Regions from separate parts of the Homo sapiens genome. Here region 2 is linked to region 1. Evidence: chromatin contacts called from ENCODE Hi-C or POLR2A ChIA-PET data. All regions are on one chromosome and are shown on one strand. The core of a region is the stretch at or near the end of the contact, and the rest is flanking DNA. Distances in the headings are between cores, read along the strand shown.

What was found. Hi-C counts contacts between places; a loop is a spot of excess contacts on that map. ChIA-PET counts read pairs that join two places held with the same protein, here RNA polymerase II (POLR2A). Pooled maps may share reads with other maps.
Region 2: a pooled map shows a loop between it and region 1 (2.1-fold over the local background). The contact joins the promoter of RPL11 here to the promoter of TCEA3 in region 1. A Hi-C loop is called at or near these places in 1 of 50 pooled maps. POLR2A ChIA-PET finds 5 or more read pairs at or near these places in 7 of 52 experiments (AG04449, CD4-positive, alpha-beta T cell, H1 and 3 more).

The regions. Positions count from the first base shown.
Region 1 is chr1:23,421,710-23,428,026 of GRCh38, reverse strand. TCEA3 (transcription elongation factor A3) reads left to right here and starts at 3,279. Exons shown (of 11, transcript NM_003196.3): 1 at 3,279-3,462. The coding sequence starts at 3,394. LOC124903875 (a long non-coding RNA gene) reads right to left here and starts at 3,161. Exons shown (of 3, transcript XR_007065535.1): 1 at 2,866-3,161; 2 at 1,767-1,849; 3 at 1-315.
Region 2 is chr1:23,688,240-23,694,556 of GRCh38, reverse strand. It overlaps RPL11 (ribosomal protein L11), which reads right to left and starts at 2,751. Exons shown (of 6, transcript NM_000975.5): 1 at 2,728-2,751; 2 at 1,798-1,948; 3 at 644-750. The coding sequence starts at 2,733. RefSeq lists an enhancer at 2,470-2,789.

The DNA of each region.
Region 1 (6,317 bases), core at 2,030-4,529:
GGGTGGGAGAATTGCTTGAGCCCAGGAGTTCAAGGCTGCAGTGAGCCATGATGGCGCCACTGCACTCCAGCCTGAACAACAGAGCGAGACTCTGTCTCTAACTCTTGTTGGGGACCTGTGAGAAGGAGTATTGACTAGAACATGCCTTCAGGTTGTCCCATCGAGAGTGAAGAAATGATGTTTTCCACCAACTCTGGTTTCTTGCTGGTTGGGGGTGTCCTTTCTGAGGGCATCAATTTCCTACCACCCCAAAGCTCCAAATAGAGAAATGTGGGGAGCTGTCCAAGGTGTGTCCAGGAATTATCTTCCAGTGACCTGTAGGGTGGACAGGTAGGCAGAGGGGATATGATGGTATCAACAGGGTCCAACCCTGAGAGAATCATCACCCTCTTTAGGCCTCGGTCTTCCCATCTATACAATAAAGAGGTTGGACTCCATGTTTTCTTAGGGGCCTTCATACCCTGACATTCTAGGAGTCTTAACTTTTTTTTGATGTCGCGCATCTCAGGGTGGTGACTGGGTGGAAGTTTGAGAAAAATCTCTCTCTCTCTCTTTTTTTTTTTTTTTTGATGGCTCTGTCTCCCATACTGGAGTACAGTGGCACAATCAGAGCTCACTGTAACCTTGAACTCCTGGGCTCAGGCAAGCCTCCTGCCTCAGCCTTCCGAGTAGCTGGGACTATAGGCCCACGCCACCATGCCCAGCTTTTTAAAATATTTTGTAGAGACGAGGTCTCTCTCTGTTGCCCAGGCTAGTCTTGAACTCCTGGCTTCAAGCAATCCTCCTGCTTTGGCCTCCCAAAGTGCTAGGATTACAGGCATGAGCCACTGCTCCTGGCCTTTTTTTTAATAAGGCAATCCTAAGTAGCCTCAGGCTGCTGAGGTTGAGTCTCTTCAACCCAGAAGGGCTTGGCTGGGATTGGCCAAAAGGCCTCCCAGAGAATCCCAAACCATTAGAGTCTAACTTCCCAAATGTGACCGGCAGGCACTGCATGCTCAGGTCCCACCCACTGCCTCTCCCCACACTCCTCACCTCTGTGCTGCAGCCACGCCAATTTTTCAGTTCCTCCAACACTGTCAGGCAGGCCAGGCACCCTCCCATCCCTAAGCTTTGCACATTTGGAACTCCAAGAGGGGAGGACTGTTTTGTTCCTCTCTGGATGTCCAGAACAAGAACTACCTGGCACATATTAGGTGCTCCATAAATATATGTTGAATGCCTCTTCCTTTCTTCCGTGAACACTCTTCCTCCTCCCCTCAACGGCCACTGTGTACTTCAGCCCAAAGTTTAAACTTCGTTTCTTCAGAGAAGTTGACACCCTAAATAGTGCAGGTCCCCTCAAATGTGTCCTTAAGCTATCCTCCACTGCTTCCTGCCCTTCACCCCAGCTATGATAAATGCATTAATTGACTATGTCTGTTTTTGTTTAAGGTTTCTCTTGCCCATAGACTGAGTCTCAAGCTTTCTGGGACTGGGTCTGTCTTGTTCATTGCTTGGACACTCAATACGTATTTGTTGAATGGATGAAAAAAACCCACTCTGTCCTACCTTGATCCCCGTCACATAGCAATTAGAAGATAGGTGTCCACACCAAGCTGCCTCTGCGACCCAAGCTGAAATGCGGTTCTCTCAGGAAAATCAGGAGATTTCACTCGACACCCCAACCCCAGCTCCCACACACTGTGGACCACTTTTCATGCCTTCCCTCCAGGTTCCTGAGCCCCACCCCCATCACAGGAAGATCATTTTCTGTCCATTAAACTCACTTATTTAGCAAGAGAACTGGGTCTGCAGGAGATACTTGAAGATCATTGGAGATCATTCCACAGGAAGGCAGATCCCTGCATGGCTGGGGAAGATAGGCACAATTGTGTTTCCACCCCTCCACTAAGATGACTTCCAAACCCAACCCCACTGAGGGGATACTGGCCTGACCTGGCAGCCTTGCACCTGGATCAATATTTCTCAAAATTTGGTGCACTTAAGAATGAATCTCGGCGGGGTGCGGTGGCTCACGCCTGTAATCCCAGCACTTTGGGAGGCCGAGGCAGGCAGATCACGGGGTCAGGAGATCGAGACTATTCCGGATAACATGGTGAAACCCCATCTCTACTAAAAATACAAAAAAATTGGCCGGGCGTGGTGGCGGGCGCCTGTAGTCCCAGCTACTCAGGAGGCTGAGGCAGGAGAATGGTGTGAACCCGGGAGGCAGAGCTTGCAGTGAGCCGAGATCGTGGCACTGCACTCCAGCCTGGGCGACAGTGCGAGACTGCGTCTCAAAAAAAAAAAAAAAGAATCTCATCTGTAATTACAGCACTTTGGGAGGCCAAGGCAGGCGGATCGCTTGAGACCAGGAGTTCCAGACCAGCCTGGGCAACGTAGTAAGACCTAGTCTTTACAAAAAATTAAAAAATTAGCTGGGCATGATGGATGGCTCACGCCTGTAGTCCTAGCTACTCAGGAGGCTGAGGCAGAAAGGATCACTTGAGCTGGGGAAGTCGAGGCAGTGAGCCTGATTGCTCCACTCCACTCTGGCCTCAGCCACAGAGGGAGACCCTGTCTCAAAAAAATAAAAAGAATCTCCCCGATAAGCTCTCACTACTCGAGAGTGTAGTTCTGGGACCAGCAGCACCCCCAGCACATAGGAGCTTGTTAAAAATGCAAAGCCTTACTAACAAAACAGCCAGCAAAGGAAGTTTTAGGTAGACAGAGGCAAACAGGAGCCTGGATACACGTGGCATGCACAGGCCGTGTGCACGATGGAGTGAGTGCAGGTTAAAGCAGAGCTGGATTTAGTGATCTACACACACACACACACACACACACACACACACACACACACACACACACGGGATTCGAGCGCACCGAGTTGCCTCCACTTGGGCATAGGCGCGGAACTGTGTCCTCCCGCTTTGAGATGCAACGGTGCAGAGACGCGGGAGCCCAGAACGCTTCCCAGGGCCCCTGGGACACCCTCGGGCGCCCTCCGCGCCGCGACCGCCGCCTGTGGCCAGGTCACAGCCTCCCAGCTCGCCAGAGAGCCCTCCTTCCCAAATCTCTCTTCGGTCCCCCGGCGCCCCTGGAAGGGCCGGAGTTGGAGGGTCCCCTCTCTCAGCCTCGTCCCTCCCCTGAGGCCCGATCGGCCGGCGCGGGCAATCAGTGCCCGGGCAAGTCCTTGAAGTCTATATTTAGTGCCCGCCACCCCTCCCCCGCACAGTTGGGAGGCGGGCGGTGGGGGGGTGGGGGTGGGGAGAGCCCCGCCCCCGCCGGGCGTGTGTGTCGTGTGTGTTTGGGGCCCGCGCGGGTTGCGCGCCCTCCGCCTTCGCGCCTCCTGCCCCCGAGGCCCTACTGCTGCCCCTGTGCCCCTCGCCCCGCCGGGCGTCGCGGGCCAACATGGGCCAGGAAGAGGAGCTGCTGAGGATCGCCAAAAAGCTGGAGAAGATGGTGGCCAGGAAGAACACGGTGAGGCTGCAGAGTTTGGGCCACGGCCCCCGCCCCCGGGAGGCGCGGGCAAGCCCCGGATTCCGGGGTGGGGACGTACTGGCGGGGCGCCATGGGGGCGCGTACGGGACTCGGGGACCCGAGGGAGGAGCGGCTGGTGCAGGGCCCAAGGCCCCTTGGGGACCCTTGCTGAGCACCTCGAGGTGGGCGTGTGCGTGGCCCAGGACGCCAGGGGGATCGTGCGGGTCCCGGAGGCGCGACTTGTGCACGTCCCTTTGGACGTGTAGGGTTCACCCTGGGCAGCTAGTGCAGGGCCCAGGAAAGCGGGCGAAGAGAGCTGGACGTGGGAAAGGACTTTGGGAGTCCCAGGGCTTGGCGTGTGCAAAGCCCGGGGAGCGGCGGCGATGGCGGGGGCGGGGCGGGGGGCAAATCCGGGTGGCCCGAGAAGTGGCAGAGAAACTTGGGCTGACGGGGGTACTGAGCTGCATCCCTGCACCCCGGAGTGGGTCTGCGGGAGAGAAGTAAAAGGCCGTGGATCCTGCGACCCCACCGCTTGGTGCGTCAGGAGCGGTTCTTTTGGCAATTTTCCCTTTCCTTGGCCTTGGGGTGCGGCCCGGACGGGCGGGGGCCGAACAGGTGCGGGGGCCCGCGGGGCGGGGGAAGGGGGCCGGGCTGGAGGCCTGTGCAGCGAGGGCGAGGGCGGAGGGAGGAGCGGGCTCGGCGGGAGGTTGGGAGCAGGGCTGACAGCCCTACCGGAGGGTCCTGGCCAGAGCGCAGACCCAGCTGGAAGTTAATGTTTGATCTTCCCCGTGATCTTTGCCTGGGGCTGGCGGCCGACTGGTCGCCTGGCCAGAGCAAATTTGGCCTTGGGTCCTGGAGGGCCTGCGCTCACCCTGGGAGGGAAAAAAAGGGAGCCTGGTGAGCATGCCCTTCCCACCTCCCGTTCCTGTTCCAGGGTCCTCTTCCTCCCACCATCCGTAGCCATGTGCTGCAGCCACCTGCATTTCCAGGACACTTAGGAGCCTGGGAAAGGAAGAGACACTAAGGGAAGTTTTAGAGCCAGGAAGAGTAGCCAAGGCCCAGGGAAGGGTCACTGGAACCATGAAGTGGCAGGGAGCCCTAGAGTGGACACTGGGCAGTCATGAGTTGGTGTCCATATAAAGGCCAGAGCCTCAGTTTCTTCATCTGTAAGAAAGAGATGAGATTATCTGCCTCTGGAGAAGGGATGTCACTGGATTCTTGTCTCTGCTGGCAGCGGTGAGGATTGGAGAGATGAGACAGAGATGTAAAGCCCTTAGTAGGACTCAGACCTGTGCTTGCTAAGAACTGGCGAACAAGACCTGCTTCTACGCAGCCAGGTCCAACACAGAAAGATACAGCACAAACCTGCAGAGTGCTGGGAGCTTCTCACCTGACACTCCCAACCTCCATGCACTCCCCGTTCCAGACTCCTCCACAATCCTCAGTACAACTGAGCCACAAGTCTTGGGGGAGCATTTTCTCAGCTGGGGTTGGCAGAGCGCAGCCAGGGATTCTGAGCCAAATTCCAGTTCAAATAGACGGGTTATCCCAGCCCAGCTCCTTACTGACCCCCAAGCTTGGGCCAGGAAAGAAATTCTGGGCCCCTGGGTAAGAGGGGTAGGGTGGGGACGCCTAGAGACCGGAGGAGAGGCAGGCTGCTTGGGATAGAGCTCTGGCTGAAGAGGACGGGACCTGCCCTGGCCTCCCCCTCACTCCTTTTATGGCCCTAGGCAAAAGCCACTCAACCTTCCCTTTCTGGACCTCGAGTTTCCTCTTCTGTGAAATGGGAAGAGGAAATGGTGTCTTTTGGAGATGGATTCCTGTGGAAGTGCCCAGAGCTGTCCCCTGAAAAGATGCAAGTCTGGCCGCAGGGTCCCTGCAGCATGGAGCCAGTTTACAGCCACGTCTGCGCCTGGGCTCTCGGCAGTGTCTGGGTGGGCATGGAGCTCTGGGCGTCTGGCCGAGAAAGGTGGGGCCTGCTCTGGGAGTGAAAGTGGACCCGCCCAGCAGTGGTTAGGCAGAGGAGGACATACTTCCTGTAATAAGACGGATCCTCCACGTTGCAGCTCAGGCCCGGGGTTTACTGCCGGTTGCTGAAGTCTCAGCCACTTAAGGCTTTGTCACATCCTCTGAGCATGCACTAACAGAAGCAACTTCAAACATGCAACCAAGTGCCTACGGTCACAGCTACATACACACACATAGCTATAACATGTGGCCACAACACAGTAGTTAAACAAGCAACTGAACCTAACTGCGTATGAGACACGGCTACTGACACCAACATGACAAGCATACTGACCCATATGACCCACATTGACCATTATAGTTATAGAATGATACACAAAGACAGCCACACACGTATGCACGCAGCACAGCTACACCCAGACATGCAATGCTACAGACTTAGCAAACAGCCACATTTATACATTCAGATCTTATAACACAGGCGTCATCCCACAAAGCCAAATAGACACAGCTGTGCCCGGAGCTGCATATTCACAGCTGCACACTTAGACCAGAGATACTACTGGCTACAGAACCCATTTGTATGTTCAGAGAGATACACCCAGCAACATTTGCACAAGGCTTTGTTTATCCAGCTACAATCCAGGCTCATGGCTATTCTCCTCCAATATGACCCAGTTATACAGCTGTGACACACGAGGCATACACCCAGTGGAGAGCTGGAACTGGCTTAACACAGATTGTTGCGTTTTCAGGAATTTTGCAACCTGGTGGTTAAACACAGCAATTGTTTCAAAAAACTACATTATCTGCTTACAATAAATAAATTATATTAAAAACAAAGGTAAGGAATCCTCCAAAATAATCACTTCCTGATTGTTTTACTA
Region 2 (6,317 bases), core at 1,502-4,001, 270 kb before region 1:
ACAGAAGTCAATGAAACTTGGCTGAGAACACAACCTGACTTCCTCACTATACCTCGACTATAGATTCACACCCCAACTACCCAGTATGACCTCTCCCAGCTTCCAAAGAGCAGAGAAAAACCCAGAGAAAGCAGAGGCATGAAATGACTCCCAAGCATCCTTTTTCTTTTTTTTTTTTGAGACAAGAGTCTCACTCTGTGGCCTAAGCTGGAGTGCAGTGGCACAATATCAGCTCACTGCAACCTCTACCTCCCAGGTTCTAGCAATTGTCGTGCCTCAGCTTCCCGAGTAGCTGGGACTACAGGAGCCCGCCACCAAGCCCGGCTAATTTTTATCTTTTTTTAGTAGAGATGGTGTTTCACCATGTTGGCCAGGATGGTCTCGAACTCCTGGCCACAAATGATCCAACCGCCTTGGCCTCCCAAAGTGTTGGGATTACAGGCGTTGAGCCACCGTGCCCAGCCTCAAGCATCTTTTAAACCACCAAGAACAGTTTAACCCTGCTGATTGTAGAAAAAGCCTTTTAGAAGCTTAAGTAAATAAATATCAAGACACCAAAGAACAGAACATTAAATGTAACTTATCTACATGTGTTACTAAAGGAGTGCTGATCAATATCACTCCATTAGGGGATTAGGCTCACCTTTAGACCCTTCTCCAAGATTTCTTCTGCCTTGGCCCCTCGAACTGTGCAGTGGACAGCAATCTTTTCATTTCTCCGGATGCCAAAGGATCTGACAGTGTATCTAGCTGCAGGAAGTGGGTAACAAGGAGTCAGATGCCATCATACCCCCACTACACTCACCTCTTTCCCAGAACACCATCTCCATGACTTAAAGAGACATTAAGCATTCATCCACACTCTTTTAAGTTGTGGTGTTCTAATTAGTGTCTCCCACATCTATTAATAAGATTTCATCCACAGCACAGATTTTCCCATTTCCAGACATCCAGCCATCCTTCAGCAGTTAAGAACAGTCATAACGCCGAAGTTCCAGGAAGGGCAAGGTCACAACCAGAATAGGCCGAAGAAGCCACTAGTAAGATTATCATGTTCCAAAGAAAACAAAGCATTATTGACAACATCTACTATTTGCTGAAACCTTATTGTACTGTTATCCATATTTTACAGGTGAGGTTTTGAGAGGTTTATTAACTTGCCAAACATCACAGCTGGTAACAAAAAGCAGGAGTGGAATCCAAAGACTTGCCATATTTCACTGTCCTAAAGCAACTACACATGTACAACTCATTTTATCTTCCACAATTATAAAGTATTACCCTCTTTATGCAAAGAAAAAAGCAGAGGTCCAGAGAGCCCAGAGTCAGACCAGCAAATGGTGAAGCCATCACTCAAACCCAGGCAATCTGTATACAACTTTTGAGATAGGGTCAACCAGGCTGGAGTGCAGTGGCACTAATATAGGCCACTGAAGCCTCATGCTCCCGTACAGCCCTGTTCTTAATGCAGCCTATATAACCCTAACTGCTAATCAGATCTAATGATCTTTACTTCGTTCCTGACATTTCCACTCTATCTCATATCCTAGTTACTTAGGAAAATCTTTACTTGGGCTAGTCTTAGCTTAAGATCTGCTCAAATAAAATCTAGTGTTCCAATCCCACACGCCATCTTGAATAAAAAAAAAAAAAAAAGACACCTCTTGGCCGGCTCATGAATTTAATGCTTTAAGTGATGCCGACTGTCACTTTCTAAACAGACTCGACAGCAGGTAAATCAAGAAACAACCAAGCGACCCAAGCAGGCAAACCCTGTATGTCCTTGTGACTACTCACCTTTGGAAAACACAGGGGTCTGCCCTGTGAGCTGCTCCAACACCTTGGCTGCTCGCGTCAGTCTGTCTCCACTCTCCCCAACACAGATGTTGAGACAGAGTTTGCGGATGCGAAGTTCCCGCATGGGGTTCTCCTTTTCACCTTGATCCTGCTGCAACAGGGAAGAGCAGCAGTCAATACACTCACAGCTGAGGGCCCTGAGTTTTACTACTTTCTATCTGCACAGCATTTTTATTTCTGCTCATCCCAAATCGTAACGAAGACCCTGAATGTTTAAAAGGTATAATGTTTAGGGGACATCAAGGGAAGAAGACAGCTCGGAACCTATCCTTCCTCCACGAACGGAACGGGTGAAGAGAAAACTCAGGACAGTTATTGAGTGTTAAAAGATACGGACACTGAGATCGAACCCTAAGAGGCTCAGGGTAACAAAGAGCGCCCCCATTGTAAGGCCAACTAAGGGGAGTGAGCGAAGAAACAGAACTTAATTGCTCAGTTAACAGGAAACACGTGGTTATGCGACGTCCAGCATCCTATTCGGAAGCTGTCTAAAGGCTGGCACCTTCCCTAAGCGGAGCAACCGACTAAGGTTTCCTAGCACCGAGCAAGTCTCAAGTCCCCGGGACCAGGAAAAGGCCCGGACCCCCCTGCCTCAGAACCCTCCATTCACCCCATCTGCCCCCGCTGCAGCCTCCTGACCGTGCTTCTGAGCACTCCGGGCAAGTGCCCGGAGCCGCTCCTAAAACGATGGCAGGGAAAGTGACAGAATTCAACCCTGCGTCCTTGGCTCGAACGGCTCTGCTAGTTTTGGGCCAGCAGGCATTGCGGGCTCCATATTCCTCGGGCTGCGGGCGAAGTAGCCCCCGCAGGCTCGGCCTGCCATGGATGGCGACGGATAAAGGAAAGCAAATCCAGGTCCCAGCTACTCACCGCCATGATGGAGAGCAGGAAGAGAAAGCGGAGCTTCCGGCCGAGGGCCTTATGGGCCAGGAGGCGGGCTCTTTTCCCAGGCTAACCACAGAGATGAAGACGAGGAAGAGAGGCGCATTTGGCAAAGCCCTGCAGCGTCGGCTTCTCCCTTGTGGGTAGTGCTAGCCACTGCAGGCGACGCTGGCTGAAGACCGGGATCTGGGTTTTCCAAAAATAGTTTTTGAAAGCTCCCGAATCAGCACGTCCTTGAGTTTCCGGACCTTGAGGACGTTCTCTCCTCCCAGTGTCACGAGCTGGTGGTCCTTGTGTGATGAGAACGCCAAAACTACATTAAATCAATCATGCAAATTATGACGCAAATTTATTCTGTAACAACGTAAACAAATATAATTTATTTATTTATTTATTTTTTGAGACGGAGCCTCGCTGTGTCACCCAGGTTGAAGTGCAGTGGCGCGATATCGGCTCACTGCAACCTCCGCCTCCCGGGTTCAAGCGATTCTCCTGCCTCAGCCTCCCAAGTAGCTGGGATTACAGGCACGCACCACCATACCGGTCTAATTTGTTTGTATTTTTAGTAGAGATGGGGTTTCACCATGTTGGTCGGGCTGGTATGGAACTCCTGACCTCAAATGATCCACCCGCCTTGGCCTCCCAAAGTGCTGGGATTACAGGCGTGAGCCACCACTCCGGGCACAAATAGAATTTATACAAACGGAAAGGAGTGGTGGTTTAAGAGTCCCGAGCTTGAAGACAGGCAGATGTGGTCCTGTCTCGACCAGCTAGTAGCTATGTGACCTTGGGCAAGTTACTACAGGGTGCGTATTCCTAACCTGAAAAGCCTGGGACCAGACGGTTTTTAGATTTGGGATTTTTCCGGATTATGGAATATTCGCATAAACATAATGAGATATCTTGGGGATGGAACCCAAGTCTGAATATGAAATTAATTTATGTTCCATATACACCTTATACACATAGTCTGAAGGTAATTTTATACAATATTTTAAGTAAGTTTGTGCATGAAACAAAGTTTGTGTACATTGAACCATCAGAAAGCAAAGGTGTCACTATCTCAGCCACCCTTGTGGACAATCTCTGGTTGGTTGGCCTAACCATTTTTCCAGACTGTAAATGTATATGCTATTGATAAGCAATACTTTCTTACGCTTATTCACATATAAGTACTTAACAGCGGCCGGGCGCGGTGGCTCACGCCTGTAATCCCAGCACTTTGGGAGACCGAGACGGGCGGATCGCGAGGTCAGGAAATCGAGACCATCCTGGCTAACACGGTGAAACTCCGTCTCTACTAAAAATACAAAAAAAAAAAAAAAAAAAAATTAGCCGGGCGTGGTGGCGGGCGCCTGTAGTCCCAGCTACTCTGGAGGCTGAGGCAGGAGAATGGCGTGAACCTGGGAGGCGGAGCTTTCAGTGAGCCGAGGTCGCGCCACTGCACTCCAGCCTGGGTGACAGAGCGAGACTCCGTCTCAAAAATAAAAAATAAGTTCTTAACAGCAAAATATATGCTATGTCATTAATACAGTGAAAAAGTAATGTGTTCAGGGCAACTAAGCAGCAGAGGAGCATCACCAGAAAACCTGGATCAGCTGTGAAACAACAGCGACCCACCCCCCCTCCCCCCACCACCACACCCGACCCCGGCCCCGCCAACCAGGCCAGGTGCTGTGGCTCACACTTGTAATCCCAGCGCTTTGGGAGGCTAAGGCGGGTGGATCACTTAAGGTCAGGAGTTCGAGACCAGCCTGGCCAACGGGGTGAAACCCCGTCTCTACTAAAAATACAAAAATTAACCGGGCCTGGTGGTGCATGCCTGTAATCCGAGCTACTCGGAAGGCTGAGGCAGGAGAATCGCTTGAACCGAGGAGAAGAAGCTTGCAGTGAGCCAAGATCACACCACTGCACTCCAGCCTGGGTGATAGAGCAAGACCCTGTCTCAAAACAAACAAACGAACAAACAAAAAACAGCGACCACAAGTGGCAGGCTTTCAGTCTCCACCTATGATGCAGTGTTTTGATTAAAAGATTACTGTACAATGTATTTTTTTTTTTAATTTTTATTGATCATTCTTGGATGTTTCTCGCAGAGGGGGATTTGGCAGGGTCATAGGACAATAGTGGAGGGAAGGTCGGCAGATAAACAAGTGAACAAAGGTCTCTGGTTTTCCTAGGCAGAGGACCCTGCGGCCTTCCGCAGTGTTTGTGTCCCTGGGTACTTGAGATTAGGGAGTGGTGATGATTCTTAACGAGCATGCTGCCTTCAAGCATCTGTTTAGCAAAGCACGTCTTGCACCGCCCTTAATCCATTTAACCCTGAGTGGACACAGCACATGTTTCAGAGAGCACAGGGTTGGGGGTAAGGTCACCGATCAACAGGATCCCAAGGCAGAAGAATTTATCTTAGTACAGAACAAAATGAAAAGTCTCCCATGTCTACGTCTTTCTACGCAGACACGGCAACCATCCGATTTCTCAATCTTCTCCCCACCTTTCCCCCCTTTCTATTCCACAAAACCGCCATTGTCATCCCGGCCCGTTCTCAATGAGCTGTTGGGTACACCTCCCAGACGGGGTGGTGGCCGGGCAGAGGGGCTCCTCACTTCCCAGTAGGGGCGGCCGGGCAGAGGCGCCCCTCACCTCCCGGACGGGGGGCTGACCCCCCCACCTCCCTCCCGGACGGGGCGGCTGGCTGGGCGGGGGGCTGACCCCCCCACCTCCCTCCCGGACGGGGCGGCTGCCGGGCGGAGACGCTCCTCACTTCCCAGACGGGGTGGCTGCCGGGCAGAGGGGCTCCTCACTTCTCAGACGGGGCGGCTGCCGGGCGGAGGGGCTCCTCACTTCGCAGACGGGGCGGATGCTGGGCGGAGGGTCTCCTCACTTCTCAGACGGGGCGGCTGGGCAGAGACGCTCCTCACCTCCCAGACGGGGTCGCGGCCGGGCAGAGGCGCTCCTCACATCCCAGACGGGGCGGCGGGGCAGAGGCGCTCCCCACATCTCAGACGATGGGCGGCCGGGCAGAGACGCTCCTCACCTCCCAGGTGGGATGGCGGCCGGGAAGAGGCGCTCCTCACTTCCCAGATGGGATGGCGGCCGGGCAGAGACGCTCCTCACTCTCCAGACTGGGCAGCCAGGCAGAGGGGCTCCCCACGTCCCAGACGATGGGCGGCCAGGCAGAGACACTCCCCACCTCCCAGACGGGGTGGCGGCCGGGCAGAGGCTGCAATCTCGGCACTCTGGGAGGCCAAGGCAGGCGGCTGGGAGATGGAGGCTGTAGCGAGCCGAGATCACGCCACTGCACTCCAGCCTGGGCACCACCGAGCACCGAGTGAACCAGACTCCGTCTGCAATCCCGGCACCCCGGGAGGCCGAGGCCGGCGGATCACTCGCGGCCAGGAGCTGGAGACCAGCCCGGCCAACACAGCGAAACCCCGTCTCCACCAAAAAAGCATGAAAACCAGTCAGGCGTGGCGGCGCGCGCCCGCAACCGCAGGCACTCGGCAGGCCGAGGCAGGAGAATCAGGCAGGGAGGCTGCAGTGAGCCGAGATGGCAGCAGTACAGTCCAGCCTCG